Linked DNA regions of Mus musculus: all the other regions are linked to region 1. The links are chromatin loops, found by intact Hi-C in ENCODE. Cell type or tissue: left cerebral cortex. All regions are shown on one strand.

Region 1 (8,000 bases):
ACTATGATGCTTAATTTCCAATTTACTGACAAAATTATAACAATATCTCCTAAGGAACGTAAGTTTGGTTTTTTTTTTTTTTTTTTTTTTTTTGCGGGGGGAGGGGGGGGGGGTTCGAGACAGGGTTTCTCTGTGCAGCCCTGGCTGTCCTGGAACTCACTCTGTAGACCAGGCTGGCCTCGAACCCAGAAATCCACCTGCCTCTGCCTCCAGAGTGCTGGGATTAAAGGCGTGCGCCACCACTGCCCGGCAGGACCTGTATCTTTAAAGACTGCTCTTATCATCCAGGGTAAATGTAAAGAAACAAATGTGTCTTCCTATATTGATATTAAAAGATATCAAAGCAAGATATAAGCTTCTCTGTGTATGTACAGTTATGTTCATATACTTTCAGAAAAAGGAGTCATAAATAAATGGGTAAAGAGAGAGAGACAGGCCTGTAATCCAGCACTTGGAAGACAAAGGCAAGAGGGTCGAGGGTTCATGGACAGCTGCTACTACTTAGCATGTTCAAGGCTAGTGTGAGCTGCGTGAGACCTTGTCTCATAAAATGCAAATAAGTGAAACAAAATCAGGAAGGAAAGAGAACAGGGAGGGGAGGGATGCTGCCAGCAGGGTTGAGAAGACGACTCTGCATGGCATACAGCACGACACACCCCACACATATGGCAGACGGGATTCTCATTCAATCTGCGCCCAAGGTAAACTGCTGCGTCAGCATGTCCCACTCCTCACCGCACATTCCGCCACAGAGAACTGCCCGGAAGTGATCTGTGGCAGCAATGTTTCCACCTCCCTTAATAAAGGACTTTGACCTCACCCTTGCAAAGTGAGCCTATATACGAGCAGCCCGATGCCAGCCAGCTGCCTCCGCACCTGCACCGTGGGTGGCAGCTATAGCTCCTTGTGTTCTCGTCATATGGCAGCTGTTATGCGCCAGGCGCTGTATGGGGCCTCGGGCACAAGGGGAATCAACACAAGGTACCTGGCTTCATTCAGGGAGTACACAGTCTCCAGCAAGACAGAAGTGGGAGATTTACAAATGATACAGTGTACACAAAGGCCAAGCACACACCTCTGCGATTACCACAGAGCGTTGAAAATATTTTTCCTCTTCCTTCCCACAGCTCTCCAAGGCGAGGGCCTCTGGCATAACTGCCGATTTGCAGTTGTCTTCGGTTCCCTTGGTCAAGCCTGGGACCGACAGGAATTCTGTGTGCGCCCAAGAACAATGCTACGTGTTTTACAAGGAACAAATCATGTGGGTCTTAGCATTGTAGATTGACAGACCAAACGTGGATCGGCTATGAACCTGGACCTATGCAGCGTTCTAATGCTGGGATTTCAGCATCAAGACAAACATCTTTAGTCTGAGAAGTCGTCTGATCTTTCAGTCTTCACTAACGCTGTCCCGTAAAAGAAGGTATGAATGCAAAGCCTGTTTCTTTTCCTAGAAGTCGATGGATTTACTCCACCTTGTTCTTACTGGTAACACTGAAGACTTTGACCCAGTAACTCTGAGCATCTCTGAATGCGTGGGCAATCTTTTGCAACCTCAGAAAAACACTACTTCTCAATCTGACAAGTTGCCAGCATTTATTTAAGGACCTCTCACTTTTCAGACCTAAGAATTCCCAGAAGATTTCACTACGGTCTCGATATTCTACACACTCACCCTTGCCCTGCTCCAAGCTCTATCCAAAAAAACACGGACGGCACACATGAATTGCAAATATACCATAAAGCACAGTTGTGACTACCAAGCCACAGCCCAAGGGAGGAATTGTTTCTATTTTTAAATGCACTGTTGCTTTAAGGGGAAGTTCCATGAAGAAATACGAAACCAAGCTACAGAGTGGACATCAAAATGTACTTGGTGTCTTCGTTTCTGGCAAAGACGGTCGTCCTAACCTGAACGGAGCACCCTTGTGTTGATTCCTCTCTGGTCTGGAAACCGAACGGCCAGTGAATACACGGCCAGACCCAGAGAGGGCCGGTCAATCACACGAAGAAGAGTTCCATCTGTCAGCCCACAACCAGAGAGCACCCCACAGTTCAGTCCTATTCTTCCAGCTCCGGATAGGGGTCTACCCGAGTCAGCACGCCAACGGATAAATGTCCAGGTCACATTCCACGGGTCCTCACTTAAAAGGATCTAACACAGCGGCCCAAGGAACGACCATGTGATATTTTAGTGTTTACCACCGACTAGCCAGAGTTATCAATTCTCTTCAAATCCCACCAAACTAAAGCTTTTCCTATAGACAAATGGCAAGGTTTTACCTCACTCAACAGCAGGCAACAGTGGCATTCCCTAGGGTTTAAGAGTGACAAGGAGAGCAGATGCCATTGGTTGGGAGCACATGCCTACCCTGCCTACCGGTCTGGGCTCCATACCCTGGAGCTCAGAATGAATGAATGAGTGGATGAATGGATGAATGAATGGACACACCCACTCATGTACAACAAACACATATATGGTTAAAAGTATTAAAAGAACGGGGCGGGGGGGGGGGGTTGAAAAGCAACACCAAGCCGGGGAAACTGAAGCCTTGGCTTCCTAGGAGAAGCTAAAATAGTCTACCTGTTCCCCCCAGGCTGCCTTGGCGAACCAGAGCCAAAGAGATAGTCTTCTGAAATAATATGACAAGATCCAGCTTTGAAAGACAAATAAAATAGTGATATGGCATAGGCACTTATTTAATTAGTTTATTCAACAAATTTACTAATGCCCACCATAAAATATACCTTTTATACTATTATCCATATGCCTACATATACTGTAAAATATTTTAACATGTCCAAAAATACTGTCCAAGGATACATCCATTACTGTATGTAAAGATCTATACACATCTTTAAGATAACTTAGCCATTAAGTTAGTATAAGAATCTGCTATAGTGACTATCTGCTAGGAAATGCAGAATGTTTGCGAAGTCAATGGAGCACTCTGGGCTCAATACAAAAAGGAAAGAATTCCCCATTCTTATCCCTCATAACAATCTGACCCCCAAAATTAGCAAGGCTGGGCTGCAGTGGGGTATGATTATAGAAGGAAGCAGCTGCCTCGCTTAGCAATAAAGTAACAAACCCTACTCACAATTGGGTTTCAGGGAAACTTTAAAGAGCAAAAATCCACTCATTATGGAGCTCATCAACCAACAGGTGACTTTCAGGGTCAAACTCGTACTCATTTCCAAGCCGAATCGGAATCCCGGTTTTCTTTTCTATTTTTATAAGGTCCTACAATGCCATAACGAATGAATCCCAACCAATTTCTTCTCAGGGGCTTACCATAAAAATGCCAAATATTCACACTATTTTAGGGCGTTTTCCCATACCATTGCATGGAACACAGTAGAATTAATAAGGATCCCACAGTCAGGACTTTTCAAATGCAAATGCCTTGCCATCTAGAAAATGCAGCCCCTTTTAACATTCCCCCATCCCAGTGTCTAAACAGCTCCGTATCAGCACTCTGTCTGTTTCCTCGAAAATCAAAATTCCCGAATTACTTTCAGACACCATCTCAACTCACCACCTCCAACAACCTACATACAGATTTTAAATGACCCTAGCCTTGTACTTGGGTGTTTGATTTCTTAGGCTCCCAGCCCCCATTTCATATACAACATCCTAAGCAGTTCTGCGAAAAGGGGCAAACAACGTAAGAATCGCTGGAGCTGAACTCCATCAATAAGGCCTTGGATTGGTCATTTGCACGCTTCAGATAACGTCTTTCCTAGGTGTTAAGATGTGGCCTGGGCTACACATCTCCATCCGGTCCCTTCACGTTCTAGGAGCCTGGAAGCCAGAGTGCTGACTCTGGCCAGGGTTCCCTGCCTGGGAGACATCGCTCTGGATGAGAGGGGACAAGAAGTGATGGGCACAAGGAGGGGAGGGGACCCTGCACTTGCAACCGCTTTCCGCATGAGCGTGGGACAAACTTGAAGCCACCCTTGCTAACAATGGGAGAGCGCACTCGGTTTTTCCGGGCTCAAACTTGGCAGGAGCCGCCGGGATGGGATTTACCTTTCTCCCTGCTTAGTGTTGGAAGGAGGAGGGTGCAGGACCGTCTGGTTCCCTTCCATCTCCACCACGCACTTGGTGTTCAGTTCCAGCTCTGAAAGCACAGGGGCAGGGTGATGTTGCAAAGTGGAGCATCCGCGGCCGCAGCCGGCGCGCGTGGCTCAGTCCGGGCAGGCAGGGAGACGGCGCCCCGGGCACATAGTGGCCGCGGCCAGAGCCTGGGCGCCGCCTCCACCCGGGGCCACGCCGGGCCACACCGGTGTCCCCGATCCCCGGCCGCCCTGCAGTTTGCAAAGTTGCCCCCCGCCCTCGGCCGGAGCAGAAATGCAAAAGGAGCTGGGGAGAGCGGCTCACCTCTTCGGTTCATGGGCCGGACCCGGACGGCAACTTTTACCTTCGTATCCGACATGTTGGCGGCGCGCTGCTCCGCCCGACGCGGCCCCTTCAAGCGCCGCGCCGCCGCCGCCGCCGCAGCAGCAGCCGCGCGCCCCCCGAGCGCGGCCGCCGCCGCTCCGCCGAGAGCTCCGAGACGCAGCGCCGAGGCGCGCGGGCCATCCCGGGGGAGCGCGACGCGGGGCACGGCCGGGCCCGGGGAGGGGCGGGCGCGGGGCGGGGCGCGGCAGCGGGAGGAGGCCGCGGGCCCAAGCGCCGCTCTAGCCGCTCGGGCCGGGCCGAGCGCGCAGCACCGCGGCCCCTCGCGGCCGCCGGGAGCCGGGCAGCGTCGCCATCTTCCGCTCCGGGGGCCGCGCCCGGGCTGTAAGGCCGCTGCAGACCGGGAAGGGGCGCTTTACAAAGGCGAGCGTCTCCGGCCTCAGGGCAGCCGGGACACGGGAAGGGACGCTCTGCAAAGGCGTTCGGGCTCCGGGCTGCTGGGCCTGGAGAAGGAGCCCCTGGCTTCCCCTGTTCCTGAGCCTGCGGGGGACGTCACAGACACCTCCTGGAGCTCGAGTCACCTTCAGGGGCCGCTGTCACCCTCACAGCCGGGGCCCTGGGGCGGTCTGGGGGGCATTGGAGAGGGTGCCGGGTGCGCAGGCCTAATCCACGCTATCCTTCCGCCTCCACTGACATCCACAGCGCACCGCCCCTCGGCGCCCCACACCGAGCTTTGCCGCGGTGTTGGAAGCTCTTTGTGGGGAGCCAAGGCTAGACATGAATTTGCAATGGACCACCAAAACCGTGTGTTTGTAAATACGGCGCTCATTTTCTTTCCCTTGCGCCCTTGTAATGGGAGGGATCTAGATGGCCGGGAGGGTTCATTAACTCTTACGTAAGAAAGGCACAGCAGCGCGATCCGCGCTTTTGCCAAAGCCAGACCTCCCAGCCTGGGCGGAACCGAAGGAAGCGGATTTGCTCTGTTTGGTTCAACAAGTGCTTGAGGGCGGCGCTTCCGTGGTGCCAAGGCGTTTTTGAAAAGTGCTCCAAGTCTTAACAGTTTGGATCCGGTGGGGAATCTCACTATGGCATGAAGGTCCAAATTCACTCATTCACGAACTGCTTTATGGGGAGTTTTATGGGGTGCTTACTGCGTGCCGTACTGTAGAGACCACACACAAGCAGGAACAACTTCGCTGGCTCTGGTCTCCAGAAGCCACACTGAGGGAGGAGAGATACTTATTATGGTAAACCACGTGTAGCAGGTGGTCTAAATAGGAGGGATTCCGTCTGTCACCAACTGGTGCCCCGTGATGCGACTGACTTGCACATGCGGTCTACCGCTGTACCACTGAGTCACACCTCCGGCTCCCAGGAAGCCTGACTTGAAGCAGTGCTTCCGCTGCTGTTCCTTAGTCTCTCTCACCTTGATTCTGGCGACCAACGAACTCAGGTCACCTCGGAGGGTCATACAGCAGTCTGCCTCCTGGGTTCCTAGTGCTACCCGCCTTCTCTGTCCCTCCATTCATTCCGCTCTTCAAATATTTCTCTCTCTCTCTCTCTCTCTCTCTCTCTCTCACACACACACACACACACACACACACACACACACACACACACACACGACACGACAGACAGTTTTGTAGGCTCTTGGCTAGAGGCCCCGAGCTATTTCTTCCACAGGATTCACAGGCCCCTGAGGCTCGATTCTCACCTTTGGATTACTGAGACATCCTCTTACTAAATTCCCTAGCTTTACTTCCTATATATACTCTTTCCTGTATCCAACAGCCAGGAAATTAAAATTCTATTCTTTGATTATGTATGTTCTTGTATTTTTTTTAAATCCCTCTGGCTGGCTCTATTGAATATTACCTCTTATTCTCAAAATTTGTCTGCTTCTTCCAGAGCTCTTTAATAAGCAAGGTGTCTTCCCTATGCTAAATTGTTGTTCTGGCACTTTCCAACAGTTGCAATTTTAGAATGTTGGGTATTTTAAAAAGATACATCCAGGGCTGGAGAGATGGCTCAGCAGTTAAGAGCAATGGACGCCGCTCTTACAGAGGACCTGGGTTCAATTTCCAGCACCTACATGCCAGGCATCTCACGGAACCAGTTCATAATCGTCTGTAACTCCTGGTCCTAAAGATTCTATATCCTCTACTGGCCTCCGAAGGCACTGTACACACACATGATGCTCAGACATATGTACAGGCAAAAATACCCTTACACATAAAAATAAAATTGTGTGTGTGTGTGTGTGTGTGTGTGTGTGTGTGTGTATCCAAGAGATCCAAGAGGCTGAGAGTCAGTAGTCAGTTCAGGGGTTAAGGATATTTGCTGCTCTTTCAGGAACACCAGCACCCAGCTGCTCTCAACCATCTGTAACTCCAGTTCTAGGGGATCCTATACCCTCTTCTGGCCTCCTCAGGCTCACAGACATACATACATTCACACAAACATCCATATGCCTAAAGTGAAAATAAATCCTTAAAATATACATTGAAGCTCTATTCCCCCAGAGCCTGTGGGTACGACTTCATTTAAAATAATGTCTTTGCAGAAATAAGATGCAGTCATACTGGGTTAGAATTCATTCTTAATTCAATGACTAGTGCTATTGTGAAAGGGGGGGTGGTGTCCAGACACACACATATGCAGGAAGGAAGCCAGGGAGAGAGAAGATAAGACTAGACAGATGCAGCCAGAAGCAGGGGACTGCTAGGAGCTACCAGAAGCTAGAAGAGGCAAGAAGGAATTCTTCCCTGGAGTCTCCAGGAGAAATGTGGTTTTGCTAGCACCTTGAGTTTGGAAGTCTGGCCCCTAGGAGGTCTGGGGAACAAATATATTTCTGATTGTTTTATATCACCGTGTTTATAGTATTATACAGTGACAATTTTAAGAAACAAGGGTAAGAAGCCAGACATGGTAGAACACACTTATAATCCCAGAACTCCAGACACTAAGGCGGGAGGATCACCGAGAGTTCTAAGGCAACCTAAGCTGCAGAAGGAGAACCCCGATCTCAAAAAAAGAAGAGAGAGAGACTCCTCCTTACCCATGTCTATGTTCTTTCTCATTCTGTACTAGATCATGGAAGTTTTTAGCGACGCTGGGAATTGAACCCAGGACTTTAAGCCTAGCCCCATCATCGATGCCTCTAGTTCTTGAGAACTTGTCTATCTGTTCTAAATGAAGTCAGTGACTATTTGGAGTTTCAAACTAATATGACGGGGAAGCGTCTCTTTAATTCATTTGCAGTCTTCTCTCCATTGAGAGGACCGTTGTAGGCTTCCAGATGAGAGGCCACGATGGCCTGAAGAAAGTCAACAGTATTGCAAATGGAGCAGAAGAAACAAATTGGAGGCAGGGTGCTTACTGTGGAGATGAGAGTGGAGTGATTTAGCAAGCCACAGGATGTGAGGCGTGAAGCAAGCAGAGGAATGCACAATTAGGAAAGACCCTAAGTGGATAAGGAGAGGTCTTAAGGTGGGAGGGGTGTGGTTTAAGTGTGGCTGGTTAAACAGTTCCACTGTAAATGGCCCTTCCTACTCCGCCAGCCTTCTGGGACCTGAAGAGCCTCATCTACTTTTTACCC
Region 2 (8,000 bases), 210 kb before region 1:
AAGAGAAACCCTGTCTTGAAAAAACAAAGAACAACAAAAAATGGTACACGAACCAAGGTACATTTCAGGAAAAGCCCCTCCTATAGTATATGAATAAAATCATACATATTTCAAAAACTTACACATCAACTGACAGCTCCTAATGAAAAGCTGAGTTAAAGATCTAGACTCCAGCCTGGGCTGAGTTAAAGAGCTAGACTCCAGCCTGGGCTCCGAGACCTGAGAGAAGTAGGAGAGGGATGAAAGGAACGAGAAAAGAGAAAAAAAATATCCTTGTGCAGGAAGAAGGCTCCGTGCCAAAAAGAGTTTTTCAGGTCTTCATAGAAATGGATCAATCTTGATGGAAGAATGCTTCACATAGGGCATGGTGGCGCATGCCTTTAATCCCAGCACTCGGGAGGCAGAAGCAGGTGGATTTCTGAGTTCTAGGCCAGCCTGGACTACAAAGTGAGTTCCAGGACAGCCAGGGCTATACAGAGAAAGCCTGTCTTGAAAAACAAAAAACAAAAAACAAAAAACAAAAAACAAAAAAAAAGGCTTTACAAGGTGGACACAGTGGTGCACACCAGTAGTCCTAGCATAAGGATGGAAAAGGGCCACAGTTGAACAGGAAAGGCTACAGAGTAAAGACACTTTAGAATTTTAAGGAAAAAAAGAAAAGTTAAATTAAATTACAGAAAGAAAGAAAGAAAGAAAGAAAGAAAGAAAGAAAGAAAGAAAGGAAGGAAGGAAGAAAGAAAGGAAGGAAGAAAGAAAGAGAGGAAGAAAGAGAGAAAGAAAGAGAGAAAGAAAGAGAGAGAGAAAACACAGAACAAAGACTTCATACAACTCCTACTTAACCAAATCAACTTCTACACTAAATAAGAATGAAAGTTTTCCATCAGAACATCTCTGAAACTTCCAGCCTAGGGCAATCACTCCCTTCTATGTATGGAGAGTGGTGCTCTTGCTTCCATGAGTGGCCTCCAAGGGCACTCTACACACATGGTACATAATGAATACATGGAGAATGAAGGCGAGAATTAAGAGGCCAGCCTTAGCTACAGAAGACCCTCAAGAAGAGAGCTAGGAAAAGAGGAAAGTTCTCCAGGTTTTCACTGAAGAGTTTCCCTAGGAAGAGGATACAATCTGACAATGTTTTAAAATTTAATTAAAAAAAAAAAACTCTAAAATTGCAAAGAACCACCATCCAAATAAAATCCAATAAAAACACATAAGTACTGTATTTAAGACTTCCAGTTTTATCCATTTTAACAACTTCTACTGTTCTGTATATTTCTTCCCCTCAAAGAGGTGAAAAACCATCTTACAGCAGAGTAAACAGAAACACCCTCTACAGTGATGACAAAGCCAACTACATAAAAAGCAAAAGTCCCCTATGCAAAATTCATAGTGCATTAAAAATAGAGCTGATTTTACCTGTGGCACTATAAGCAAGGGCTACACTAAGTAGTTAAAAATAATGAAGTTAAATTGAAACTGAAAGGAGAAAATCCTCAGATTTAAACTATAAATCCACTGGTGTTCTTGCCTTAAGGATTAGTTTCTTCATTTGGCAAAAGATAGTAAAAGTAATTCAGTGCCCAATCCCATATACAAGTCACAGCAGTTTTGAACACAGTACTTCATATTCTATTTAACCTTAGTTCACAAGAGACTCTGGGGGTGGAGGGAGAGAACGATTTAGCCTAGAGTCACTTTCTTTTCACCAGAAGGCAACTTCTCAATTTGACCAACTCCTCAGTCTGATTCTTCACACACAAGTCTCTTCTCCAGGTCAGTATCTTGTTTCTCTACTCCATTCTACTTAAGTTCACTCAACTCCATTCACATTATCCTTATAAAATAGCATTCAATACTACAATCTTTCATAACTTCACTGGCTCCGTGACCATGACAACAAACTAAGTCCAGCACCAGTTTACCAAGCCTTACTCTTCCAAATTACTCCATTTCGATTTCCACTAGTCCTTTCAGACCCCTATATTACATTAATACCTCATTCTGACCTGAGTCTTCTTCAAGGCCCCTTCATCCAAATTAAACTACAAATCTCAGGCACTGCCATATTTTATAAACTGTTAAACTTACCCGATCTGCCCAGTCCAAGTTCTCCAGTCACTTAAAAATATTCTTCTGGCTAAAGAATTAAATATTCCCAAGTAGCCTATTTTCACCCCCTTCAAAACTTACAACACTGGCTGGGCAGTAACATTCATATGCTTGTTAAATCTAGCACTCCTAGCACTCAAGAGGCTGAGGTAGAAAGATCTAAAGATCAAGACCAGCTTGGGCTATATAGTGAGTTCAAGCCAGACTAGACTATAGGAAGACCCTGCCTCAAAAGTAAAAATAAGGGCCTGGAGAAATGGCTCAGTGTTTAAGAGTACTTGCTGTTTTTCAGAAGTCTCAAGTTCAGTTTCCAGCAGTCTGTCAGGGTGCTCACAACTGCCCATAACTCTAGCTCCAGAGGCTGATACCCTCTTTGGGCCTTCACAGGCACCAGCACACAAATGCGCGCACACATATATAGACTCATATGTAAGAAGATAGTAAAAGCAAGCCTCTTGAAAATAATAAGAAAAAAACTTAAAATGTAACAAGAAGCACAACCCATTAAGTCCATAGCAGTTAAACTCCCATAAGAGCTATCTCATATCTCACATTTTAATACTGAGACTAAGAATTTCTCAAGCCACACTATGAAAAAGATAAAGCACAATCAAATAAATAGATTTATAGTTGAGAAAGGTGTTTTATTACCCTTTTTCTAACAATAAATTGTGTCTGACATCAAGACCGCAAATATACTTTCTTGCTTTTTGACCACAGACAGAACCAGACCAAGGCCAGACATATTAAAGGAAGCTCTATATCAGAAATATAAAGTTGAAAATACAGAATTATTACAATGTTCTCAATATCCTGCACATAATAAGATGGCTATCTTTAGTGGCATCTGACCCAACACTTCATTTTTCTTCAAGCTAGACACTTGTATCATTAGGACTTTCCAAGAAATGGAGACATAAATGGAGCTTTTTTGGTGTCATATTAAAAACATGGTAAGGGGGCTGGAGAGATGGCTCAGCGGTTAAGAGCACTGACTGCTCTTCCAAAGGTCCTAAGTTCAAATCCCAGCAACCACATGGTGGCTCACAACCATCTGTAATGGGATCTGAAGCCCTCTTCTAGTGCATCTGAAGATAGCTACAGCAAACTTAAAGATATAATAATAAATAAATCTTTAAAAAAAAACTGGTAAGGAAAAGTGCTAAGTGGTTAAGATAAGCTGATATCGCTCATCGATAAATAGATAAATAGATAAATAGATGGATGGATGGATGGATGGATGGATGGACAGACAGACAGACAAAAAGAATCCACTTTCTATTTATCAGTCAAGCCGGAACTTTCTACCTACATACTTAAGTGACTGGTACTTCTCAAGAAAAAGACAAAGTCCTTTAAAAAGTTGTGATAAAGCTAGACTTTTATCAAATTTTGTGATAAAGTTTTGGTGCTAGGTTTTCTAGTTTGGGACTAAGGTAATCTATCTTCTTAGAAAACAGGATGACTCATAGTCTATCCTTCCTCACTTAAGTCAGTGACCACATTCAACTGTTTAACAAGGTAGGGAAAGGGAGGAATCCCTATCCATCAATCAATAGTTTAGATCACTTTAGTTTAACTTTCACTTGGTAAATAAACAAAGACAGGCAGGCACACATCTTTAAACCCAGCACTTGGGAGGCAGAGGCAGGTGAATTTCTAAGTTCAAGGCCAGCCTGGTCTACATAGTGAGTTCCAAGACAGCCAGGGCTACACAGAGAAATCCTGTCTCAAAAAACCAAAAAGACCTTAAGTTTAGTATGATTTTGGAAAAGAATTTTGAAATTTTGAATTTTGGAAAAGTAACCAGAGGAAGAAAAAATACCGCTAATTCTAAAAGACAGCAAAATGCATAGACCACTTTAAAAATGTTAAAGTCAAGGCTCTATTTAATCATAACTTCATGTGAGTTCTATACCATCTGAGGCATTTTTATGTCATTTAACTCTTGGTAATCTTCCATTTATAGATGACAAAATTAAGCAGAATTTTTCATCATTCAACTCTTCAGGCAGAACAAGGATTCAAACTTATTCTAATTTCATCAGAATATTTTTAAAGCAATTATTTCTATAATCATCTGAGATAGAAAGAATAAAACTTGAGTATCTGGAATGAATAAAATATTGAGAAATATTACTCTTTTCAAAGCTGAGAATACTCTTTAGACAAATGTTACGAAGGACACACTTATTGGTGTCAAAAAAAAAAAAAAAATCACAAAGTACCAAAATAAAAAAAGTATCCTATCACATAAACCCAGTTCTACAAACTCAGTTGACTGTGGGCCTTTGACCCGATCTTAAAGGGAAAAATGGTTTTAACATTTGCCAAAGATTCTTAAAAAAAAACAAAAAAAAACAAAAAACAACAACAAAAAAAAACTACAGCCACAGAGCCTCAAAACAGCTTTGTTTCTTTATAAAAAGGATTCATCAACATCTAAAATATTGATGAAAGGAGAATCCCTCCTCTACCTCAGCTTTTTAAGCAATTGAATGTTGTGAGTAACCCAGGATGTTCAGGCTATCTATCAGCCAGCCTGTTTCTGTAAGGATGAAAGGTAGATTCCCTTAGCTCCAAGCCAGAAAGTCTTTTAGCACCAAAAGAGGGGAGGGAAAAAAGCAAATGGTTCTGTCTCACCAGGAGGTGGCAACAGATTCTTCCAGAAGTTCTGCTCATGAGATCAAGTGTATTAGGAAATGCAACCAGCTTATCCTCCAGGCCTTGCTACACACAATGAAAATGGGAAAGGAGACTCAACAGGAGAAAAGAACTCCCAACTAGAAAAATAATCAATTTTAAAAGTATCTGGGTTAGTTATCAATAGATTTAAGCAGGATGGTCTCTGGTTTAAGGCCAGCCTGAGCTACCCAGGACGCTGTCCCCACCCTCCAAAAAAAGTACAAAGTAGTTGAGTAGTTGGTTAATGGTGAAAATAACCATCCTGCATTGTTCATTTGCTTCTACACTTCTTGAGACACTCTACAGTTCAGACTAGCCTAGTGTCACTATGAAGCCCAGACTGGCCTCAAATTCCGAGTCCCCTGGCCTCTCAGCCCCTTAGCAGCTGTGATTTCAGGTATGTACCTCTTTGCCCAACTATGTCTACTTGTAACTGTTTGACCTTTATCTGGTTGATCAAGACAATATCTTTCTAGCTCCACAACTTCAAGCAAGGTGGCTTTAAAAAAAAAAAGAAAAAGAAAAAGGAAGAAAGTTAAAAGTAGAAAAATGCTAAAGTTTAAACATTTCCCAGAAGACCTAAACCAGAAGTCAAAACAGGAAATCAGAAATCAACTGAACATGATACAGGAGTCACAGGTACTGGGTGACTGCAGTAGCTAGCTCCTTGGCCTGACATTTGCTGTCCTGCATTCACCAATAAGCACCAGCCTGCTTACTCTGAGTCTAACACAACTCTTCAGTCTGCCAAGAGGCCATGGACACTTATCAAGCATTAGTATGAAACATGCCATGTCATGAAACTCCTTGATATATCCAAGATGATGACTCAGCAGTTGCTGCAAAACAACCAGTTGACAAGCTCGGCTAGTAGAGGACAATGACATCCACTAAGTCCGAGGTAAGACTAGTTACTTACTTTAAGACAGAAACAAAAGCTGAGCTGCATACTTTTATATAAGCCTAAACACTTTTTTCTTTGGTCAATTCTGCCAAAATTAAATCTGCTAACCAAAAAAGAGTTATCTTTAATTCCAGTTCAAATTAAGATGTACTTACATTTTAAATTAAATGACTGAGGCAAGAAGCTAACATGTCTTAGAACTACTGAGCTCTAAAACCATACAGCTTGAAATCTGTACCAGCTCTAAAACATGTTTGGTTTTAGTTGAATGCACTTCTCTCTCAAATTAGTTTGGTTTTTTTTTTTAACCTAAATACATTTTAAAATAAGCTGTGATCATAACTTTGGCTTCTTTCTAAATTCTATCATAATATCATACATAATATTGGCTTCTTTTTAAACTCTATCCAAGCCATCCATTTCTTTGCTCAAACTGTTTTCAAGCAATCAGAGGTGGTTCATTACTCTTAGTATAAGAGTATGTTTGCCTTAATGTCCATTGTACAGTATTAGGCAAAGTAAAACGGCCAGGCTTGTGACCTGATTTTAATCTTAAAGTCTGCTTCTGAAGACCCCGGGCTCCTCAGCATTCAGGGAAAATGGTAATATTGCAAGGCTTCCAAGCAATGACAAATAACTTCTTAGTACATAAAACACAGCTGTTTCTATTCAAAACTTTCCCTATCTTTATTTTAAAAATCTCAAAAGTGATATAATTTAACATTACCAACAAGTATTCAATTTTAGCACTAGCCAGAATAAACAAAAAGTCTACATTTAAGAGTATGCAACAAGTTATATATTAGCCCTTCTTCAGTAAGCTTAAAATATACACTTCCTACTTTTAAAAAGTGGCTTCGTTAAAGTGAGTTTTTAACGTTTTAATTCTCACAATTTTTAATAACTGAAAGTGTTCTCTGAACCAACTATCTCGTTTACAACAAGAATCGACATTTTTATAAACACCCAAAGAAGGCATACGGTGGCTTAAGTAACACCCCTGGTGAGCCCGAAATACCTTAAACTTCTAGAAAACGCCCAGTATTAAAAATATTTGGTGTATGAGATCAGAGCTGAAGAACTGGTCAACTGTAGAGAGTGGATGATTCTGGTCTTCAGTATATAGAGCGGGGTGGAGAGAAGAGAGGGAAGAACCACGCATCAGAGACCAGACGTAAGAGCGGCGAGGGACTTTCAAAACGCCTCAGTGCCACATAACTATAACTCAGTTAAGAGAGGAAAGGATGAGAAGCTAAACCAGTGTGTTCCGATCTGGAAAGGCCAAGCAGACAGACGAGGGGACCGGACTACCATTAATGATTTAACGCGTCTAAAACCGAAATTATTCCACGATATGGGTAACAGCGCCCCCTCCCCAAGTCTCTCCGGGCCGCGGTGGCAGATTAATCTCCCCGCGCACCCTGAACCCGGGAACACAAGAAAGAAAAAGCCTGCCAGCGGATGGGCCTGTTGCCACATCTTTCCCTTGTTCCCTTCGTGAGGTCGTGAGGAATACCATTTAACCCCCAAAAACCCGCCAAAAAAAAAAAAAAAAAAGAAGAAGCAGCAGCAGCAGCAGCAGCCCGAATATCCGAAGCCTGAGATTTCTTTTCCCGCCCTGTGCCCGCCAGGGAAAGCCCTTGGGCGGGAGGGCTGGGAGAGGCCGCTCGCATCCCACGTGTCTGCCGCCAGGCCCGGCCAGGCTCTACCCACTTCCCGTCGCCACCCGGGTCCAGCCTCAGGCCCTCTGGTCCCCTCCACGTGGGGCCGCCGGGTCCTCGCACCGCCCCCCAAAGAGACCGCCCGGAGCCGCCCAGTCGCCACGGCGTACCGGTCCCGTACCTGGTGTTGGGGTCGCCCCTGTTGGTAAGGCTTCACCGGCCCCTGGTGGCAACGACGAGTCCGGATCTTGCCGCCGCCGCCGCCCCCTCCTATGCCTCCGGCTTCCGAGGCCATGGCGGAGCCTGGGCGGCCTCCCACTACCGCTCCCGGGCGGGAGAGGCAGAGGCGGCGGCCTGAGGGCCTCCCCCGCCCGGCCCTAGGCGACACACAGACACAGCGAGAACCGCGAGGGAGCGAGCGGGAACTGAGAGTGCGCGCGGCGGCGAGGAAGGCGGTGGCGGCGGCTGAGGGCCCCGAGGTGGCTGAGGAGCGCCGGCCGCGTGCGGACCCCCGCGTCTGTGTTTGTCACCGTCTCTATGGAGATCTCCCGCCGAGGCCGGCGCGAGCAGCTCCGGGCGCCGCTGAGGCCTAGCTCGACCGCCCGCTGCTAGAGGCTCCTCTTCAGTCGCCCTGGCCG
Region 3 (8,000 bases), 70 kb before region 1:
TTTCACAACGTGGTGTTATAAAAACTGTCACACCAAAAGACACCGAACGTTCTATATTCCATTCCATGTGGGCATTTTCAATACTTTTCTCACTTTCCTCTCTCCTACCATCAGAATTATTATAAAAGTTACCCATCATGATATGTAACAATATATGTTAGTTGTATTATTAATTATTATTATTCATTATTTTAAGTTAAACCCCACTTAAATCCCAGACTGCAACTGCACAGGACCCTGTTTGAGTCCAGGTCTGTCCTCACTGCTGCTGTTTGTAGAATTCATTGGACCAACACAAACTTCATCCTGTGCCTGACCACAGCTGCCACAGGTCAGGGAGAGGAACACCAGAGCCACCAACCAGCCTTACTAGTCAGCTCCGCTGACAGACCTCTCTTCCTGTTTAAAAGTCTGTCAAGTCAACGCTGTCTTTTCACAGTGTAATTAATCATTTCTTTCACACACACTTGTAACTACACACCACATGATGTCTTGGGCTTCACAGTCAACCCTGCCTGGCTGAAGATTCACAGCAGCTAACAGCATCTGCAGCACACACACCCACAAGAAATAAACCATTGCCCCAAGCTCAGAGACCCCATCAGGTCTTCCACAGGAGGGAACTACACTTCTGGCAAGTACCTTAGATGGGGACTCAGCATTCTAAGAGGGAAGAGGGAAGGGTGTCTCTCTCAGGAACTCAGACATATTGTCATCAATTAAAAAGGAAATTTGACACCTTCCTTTTTAATAGGAACCCCATGCTACGACATTAACAGTAATACAGGGCTTCCACTTGACACTGGGTCCGTGTAAACCAGTGGTGCATACTCAGTGAAGCAGGAGCTCCATCCTGACTCTTTCGAATGCTCTGTTCAGTTCGTGTTTGCATCTTTATCAGTCTCTCCCAGCATCTGCTTCACCAGATGCTGAGGGTTGGGTAGAGGTACCACGTCCTGTCTAAAGATAGTCTATATTGGTTCTCTCATGAATTAAGAATTAAAGATTCAACTTCTCCCACAGTGCGTTCAGAAAGGCAACATGGGTATTTCTAAACACGGGCTGTTCCTCTCAGAAACACTGGTGGAAGCTGTGAGCGCCTCTGAGCTCGCAGTTTGCAGCCTGTCCGCCAACTTGACAAATGGCTGCCTCTGCCAATCACACAAGGAAGACTAAAACTCACCCTGACACCAATCACCGCAGGAGGTATTTATACCTGGTTCCAGAGAGCTCACCTTCTGTGCTTCCCACACCCTGTAGGAGAAAGCCCAGTGTGTACTACCAGAGGGAAGAGGAAGCTAGCTGGCTTCCAAGGAACCAGGTCTCAGACACTTAGGACCCAAGGCAGCCCAGTGGCTGCAGACACAGGACAGGGTGGAAGGATCCATCTATCACTCTGCTGGGGATGCCTGAGGCAGGACTCCAGTTGCTTCCCCTGGTCCAGAGAGCTCTTACTGTTCTGGATAGCAAGCAGGACCATGCTGAGAGTCAGGGGAGGCAATGGTTTTCTCTTTGGGGGCTGAGAAGTGTGCAACCCGGTATCTCACCATCTGCATCTCTGAACATCCTTGGGCACAGAACACAGTGAGAATAACTGACTCTGAATGCAGCCAGGCGCAAAGCGGGTGAGAGGTGAACAGTCTAAAGAAAAGTCAGGGGGCTGGCTGGTAAGAGCACTCACTGACTGCTCTTCCGAAGGTCCTGAGTTCAAATCCCAGCAATCACATGGTGGCTCACAACCATCTGTAATGAGATCTGATGCACTTTCTGGTGTGTCTGAAGTCAGCTACAGTGTACTTATGTACAATAATAAATAAATCTTTGGGCTGGAGCAGTCAGGGACTGAGTGAGTGAAGTTGACCGGAGCAAGCAGAGGTCCTAAAAATTCAATTCCCAACAACCACATGAAGGCTCACAACCATCTGTACAGATACAATGTACTCACATACATAAAATAAATAAATAAATCTTTAAAGAAAGAAAGAAGGAGAGAGAGAGGGAGAGGGAGAGGGAGAGGGAGGGAGGAAGGGAGGAAGGGAGGAAGGGAGGAAGGGAGGAAGGGAGGAAGGGAGGAAGGGCGGAAGGGCGGAAGGGCGGAAGGGAGGAAGGAAGGAAGGAAGGAAGGAAGGAAGGAAGGAAGGAAGGAAAGTCAAGACAAAAATACACAGTGTTGTGTTTCTGAAAGTCTTCTGGAAATTTTTTAAAGTGCGTTAGAGGGGCTGGAGAGATGGCTCCGCAGTTAAGAGCACTGACTGCTCTTTCAGAGGTCCTGAGTTCAATTCTCAGCAACCACATGGTGCTCACAACCATCTGTAATGGAGATCTGATGCCCTCTTCTGGTGTGTCTGAAGACAGCAACAGTGTACTCATATACATTAAATAAATAAATAAAAATTTAAAAATGTGTTAGAATGACAGAGTGTGACAGAATTGTGTTGCTGTTCCAAACGACTCCCTGCCCTCTTTGAGAGGGTTACGTGTTCCCATTATGGCCTTGTGACCTGTTGGACCTGCAGAAGGAGATGTAATTTCTCATCCTAGTGACAGCGGGTTGGCCACATCACGGGTTTTCGCTTTGCCTTCGTGCATTAACCGAGCACAGTGTGACTGCAGCCAGGTTCTGAGAGCAGTGGGATTGTGAGCCACTGCACTAGCAAGTCCCAGATGGCAGCAGATCCTTCAGACTGGAGCCCACACTAAAGCCACAGACGACCTGGACTGACACTAACTTTAGAGGAATGTACTGTTGTTGTCTCTAGGCACTGAGCACCTAATGGAGCAGGCCAGCACAAGGCAGCTCCAGAGCAACAGGCCAGCCCTACTGCCTGTCCTATGTTCTCCATTCACTGATGTAGCTTGCATCTGCAGCCAGGTCAATGTGCACTACAGCTTATATGACCCGAATACATGAAAATCACTAATAATCTTTCTGACCTACCAGACTGAGATCTGACTGTAGGTTCTCTATAAGCTACCATTTCTCTTGGTTTTTAACACTCAGCATTTCGTTTCACCCCACCCTCCACCCCCAGCACTGGGGATGGAACCTGGGGACTCATGCACACCAGACAGGGGCTCCCACTGAGCCACCCTCTCAGCCCTCACTACTTCCTAACACACCAATTGCTTCCTTACTTTTGCCCCTATATACATCACGATTCCTACCCCAATGTTCTGTCTCTGGAGACTTTACACGTGCACGCATGCCATCCAGAGGGTCCTTGTTCAGCCCTGAGCTTTGCTTTCTGTGAGGTCAGGAAGACTGAAGTGGAGGCAGACAGAATGCAGGATAGCCCATTGTCACTTAAAACATCCTGCAGGTCTGGTCATCCACGCCACACTGAGTTCCCCGGACCAGAGACTGAGACTCTGACCATGCCAGGAGAACAGAGGTAAATGGGGAAGGGTAGGCTGCCATTGAGACATGACAGCAGAAGCCCAAGCCCCAGACACAAGGAAGAAAGGAGAGCAGCCAAAGCTAAGAGCAGGTGCTTGTGGCTGAGATGTAATGCCAAAGCAATGTTATTTCATCAGCGCAGCGATGGGATCCTCGTATGTAATTTAATGCTTTCATGACATATTCATAAGCCAAAGAAAGACAAATTTGCTTCAGTAAAGTATTTTAGTTAACCCAGTATATACATTTTTTTCTTTTAGTATAGCACAAACTATTTGTGCTACATTGTTTCCGCTCACCCTTGTATGAAATCTTAGAAATCAACTGTGTGTTTTATACTTACTACACAGCTCAAGCCCTGGGGGCCACAGAGTGCATGCTCAAAAGCCTGGCCCAGTACTTTATTCTCAGCAGGACAGAAGAAGCAGCAGGAGGCCATCACAGAACCAAAGACCAGATAGCGGAACCAACCCAAGTCTCAGATGGCAGCGCTGTGCAGGTTCCTTCCTTCCTTCCTGAGAGATGTTTATAAAACCAGCTTTTGGTGGTTTTGTTTTCAGAGACAGGGTCTTACTACGTAGCCCAGGCTAGCTTCAAACTCTTGATCTCCTGCCGTGAACTCCCAAGCACTGGTATTACATACACATACCACTGAAGCTGGGTCATCAGCGAGCGCCTTTAAACAACGTCGGCTTTGAGAGAGAACTATTTGGGCAGGGGCCCAGCTCACTGCTAAAGCACGTGCCTGGCATGTGTGAAGCCCTGCGTTGGAGCCTCTTCACAATGTTTTGAAAGAACTGAAAATGAATTTAATTCACAAGACTGAAATATTAAAATGAATTATACATACTGTTATAAGGTATTGTTTGCTCATAAATTTACAATGAACAAACTGACTAAAAACAAATATGACCTAAACAAAATGATTAGCAGATATTTTTATTTCTTCCCAAATGCCTCCTTCTTATCTTATCCAGTAAAGCAGAGTGGATAGAAGAACCTTTCTTTTCCTTGTATACCAGTACCCACCCAAATCCAGCTTATCAAAAGATGGCTCAACCAAGAAGCAATCACAATACTACCTTTGCACTCTGACAGACAGACACACCTCTCATACCCTGATGATTGTAAAACAAAGACTTTCTTCTTAACCTACAGGTGTATATAAACCAGTGTCTCTCCATGTTTGTCTAAAGTGCTATCGTTCTTGAGTGAAACAGACCTTGCTCCCACAAACACCACAGAGTGTTCGGCAGGTTATTAAAAGGCAGGCAGGTGGGCAGTATCTGAGATAAACACTTCTCCATTCAGAACTCACCAGACAGACAAATCCAAAAGATAAGCTACATACTAACTTATGTTTGGGGGCTCATTCTCTGTCTGTGGCTCTGTCCATCAAAAAGGAGGCACGCCCTGCTCCAGCTGACCTGTCTGTCTTTCCTTGCTTGTAGAGGTTGTAGAGCTGTAGACACTATTTTTTACTGGCATGTACTTTCGCCTACTCCAGAATACCATGGATTAATAATGGGATCTCAGAGCACAGCGTCTAACCTTCTCAGGTTGGCTTTTTCTACTTATTAACATGCAGGGAAGGTTCCCCTGTGCCATCTGTGGGGGTGGGTAGCTCATTTCTCCTCTGTCCTTGAATGATACTGTATCAAGAGAGTAGACCAGGATTCCTTATCCAGTCTCCTGCTGGGAGTCATCATGGCTTTCATATTGTCACAGACATTTGTGCACAGTAGATACAAACTTTCAGTTGGCTTGGGGAAATACCTAGAGGCTCCATCCCTGGGGTCACATGGTAAAAAGATAATTAGGTTCTTCAGAGGCTGAGGGCTGTCTTCCAGAAAGCCTGCACCATCTGCTTCATTTGGCCAGTGAGGACGGCAGAGTTCCTGTTGCTGCCCAGCCTTCGGTTCAATTTTGTGAGATTTGGAGACTTTAGGCATCCTATATTGTGTGGTGATATCTCATTGCTTTAATGTGAGTTCTCTCTCTCTCTCTCTCTCTCTCTCTAAGTTTTTTTTAAAGATGCTGATATTGAGGCTTATTTATTTATTTATTTATTTATTTATTTATTTACTTCATATGAATACATTGTAGCTGTCTTCAGACACACCAGAAGAGGGCATCAGATTCCATTACAGATGGCTGTGAGCCACCATGTAGTTGCTGGGAATTGAACTCAGGTCCTCTGGAAGAACAGCTGGAGCTCTTAACTGCTGAGCCATCTCTCCAGACCCTAATGTGGATTTTCTAATGATATGATGTTGCCTTTATTAGCTTATTTATTTGCTTATCAGACACCTGTGCTGAAATTTGGAGAAATGTCTATTCAGATATTTTTGTTCAGTTTTAAGTTGAGATTGGGCTTTCTTTCTTTCTTTCTTTCTTTCTTTCTTTCTTTCTTTCTTTCTTTCTTTCTTTCTTTCTCTGGATTTGAGGGATTTTGGTATAATTTGGATACAAATCCTTTATTGGATATTTTCTAGATGTTTGTCCCAGCACACCGCTTGTCTTTACACTTAACGCAGAGGAGTTAAGTGTAAAATCCCTGGCAGAGGAGCACATCCTACAAGGGCACTGTGTTGTTTTCTCTTAAGTCTTGCTTTCAGTGTCACCTGTGAAAGGTTGTCAGAGAGCCATGGCCACCTCACTCCGTTACCTTCTGACAGTGTCCCAGAGTTGCAGTTTATATTAATTTTTCTGAAGAATGGAAGGTCTGAGTTTACTTTAAAAAAGGTGGGTCTTCAGTTGTCTCTAACCCTTTAATATCATCTACCATCTGGTGTTCACAGCCTGATCTCATCTGCTACAGAATTTTAACACTAACCTTACAATCTAGGCTTTGGACTTTTCAGACTGAGAATTTGTAATGGGTTATTGGTTTCTTGAATTATGCAATATCCATTTCTTGCTACCATTGTGTAATCTGACTTTCTTTTTTTTTTTTTTTTTTTTCAATCTCCTTACACATAACAAGTGCGTGTAAAGTCTGGACCTAACACTTTGGTATCAGAAGCCTTTGTGGGTCTCTATTCTTACTTGTATAAGTAAGAATTTATCTCTGAATATGTGTTTCACTTGGTGTTTTTTTTTATTTTTTGCTGTTTTGTACTGCTAGGGATTGAACCTGGGTACTTGTGCACACTAGATTAGTGCCACTGAGACACACCCTCAGAGTTAAGATGATGCTTTTAAAGATGCCTGTGGAATCCTTAAAGACATGGAATTACATCTGTGTCTTCCTGTAGCATTTCAGGCACCTGAAACCTGGAATTGCTCTATTATGACTTCAGTCCTTGAAACTTCCTGGATTGGGAAGTGTGTGTATTTCTTTTAGTTACTGGTTTTTGTTAATTCCTTTGTTTCTAAGACAGGGTCAGGGTCTCACCAAGTAGCTCCAGCTGGTCTGGACTGGCTATGCAGACCTGGGTAACTCTGAATTTATGGCGATTCTCCTGCTCCTGCCTCCTGAGTGCTGGCAGTATAGGCTATGTTTTCTCACTATGTAGCCCAGGTTGGCCTGCTCCAGCCCCCGAGAGTTGGTATTTCAGGAAAGTGCCACCATACTGTGACACTGTGACTCTAGACCTGACAGGATCCACCTGACAGCGGACTCTCCTGTTTTACCTTTACATGCCACCCAAGGCCTGGTCTCAACCCACTGTCCTGACTCCAGTACCGGGAGTTTAGCAGGGACTTCAGCTCTCGCAGGACGTGAATGAGCCCCATACCTTGGCCTGCCCCACTAAGCTGCCTATAACCTTGTTCTGCCTCGAAGCTGTTTGTACCTGAGTGTTACACACAGAACAGTAGATTTGTCTCTCCACATTTCTGGGGTCCTTTGGGCCTTGGTCTAGTAATCTATCCCTTACTAACCCTGATGTATCCCCAGCTCCTTCCAGCACAGGCTTAAAAACCTGTAACCACATGTATGCATGTATGTATGTATGCATGCATGCATATATGTATGTATATATGTATCTATCTATCTACCTATATATCTATCATCCATCCATCCATCCATCCATCCATCCATCCATCCATCTATCCATCCATCCATCTATCTGGATGGGGACATGAACCACAGGGTGTGCCTGTGGAAGTCAGAGTTTGGGACTCCAGTCCAGTTTCTCTTTTCACCACATGAGTAGATGCTGGGGCTTGAACTCAGATCTATATCCCAAGCACAGACTTTAAGTTTTTCAGTTGAACTTGACAGAGGAGGTGACCCTGGTCCCCTAGTATGTCATTTCTGACTGCAAGGTCAGAACAGGATCTTCCCATCCTATGAATGTCACATATTTTGTTCCAATGGTCCCAGCATAACTGATTTCATATCACACACACCCAGCTTACCACTATCAGAACACAGAGATGAAGGCTGCCTCATATAAAGTTGTTCCTGCTTAGTAATTTGTTAAGGTGAATCACCATCTGCCCTGAGGCCTTTGATCATCACTGATGCCCAAATCTCATCATCTTACAAAGCTTAACAGTACCTTTGTTTTTCCCCACTTATCTTCAATACATACAGTCCCTAAAAGCCTACTTCTGTGTCTTTAATATATTTTACTCTGTCTTACCACTTTCTTGG

The links. Hi-C counts contacts between places; a loop is a spot of excess contacts. Peaks named below come from ENCODE experiments on the same cell type or tissue, not always from the same donor. Only the 100,000 strongest peaks of a DNase experiment are listed, where the experiment ranks them.
Region 2: a loop joins it to region 1, with 2.6 times the contacts of the local background. A loop is called at or near these places in 2 of 42 quality-filtered maps.
Region 3: it touches region 1 in a loop (2.3-fold over the local background); 8 of 42 quality-filtered maps call a loop at or near these places.

What each region holds. Positions count from the first base shown.
Region 1 is chr13:46,925,183-46,933,182 of GRCm38, forward strand. It overlaps Kif13a (kinesin family member 13A), which reads right to left and starts at 4,536. Exons shown (of 38, transcript NM_010617.2): 1 at 4,385-4,536; 2 at 4,034-4,124. The coding sequence starts at 4,439. In left cerebral cortex, CTCF peaks have their summits at 3,994 and 4,804; DNase peaks (open chromatin) are centred at 4,134, 5,341, 5,704 and 6,045; H3K4me3 peaks cover 2,681 bases; H3K27ac peaks cover 1,856 bases.
Region 2 is chr13:46,719,817-46,727,816 of GRCm38, forward strand. Nup153 (nucleoporin 153) reads right to left here. Exons shown (of 22, transcript NM_175749.2): 1 at 7,544-8,000. The coding sequence starts at 7,657. It overlaps Gm46412 (a long non-coding RNA gene), which reads left to right and starts at 4,869. Exons shown (of 2, transcript XR_001780928.2): 1 at 4,869-5,698. In left cerebral cortex, CTCF peaks have their summits at 4,766 (motif pointing right) and 7,071; DNase peaks (open chromatin) are centred at 4,771, 5,582, 6,979 and 7,492; H3K4me3 peaks cover 1,764 bases; H3K27ac peaks cover 667 bases.
Region 3 is chr13:46,854,862-46,862,861 of GRCm38, forward strand. All of the region lies in intron 3 of Kif13a (kinesin family member 13A), which reads right to left. Among named protein-coding and RNA genes, the nearest start is that of Gm22960, 44 kb to the right of the region's middle. In left cerebral cortex, no CTCF peak of the experiment used is centred here; a DNase peak (open chromatin) is centred at 4,077.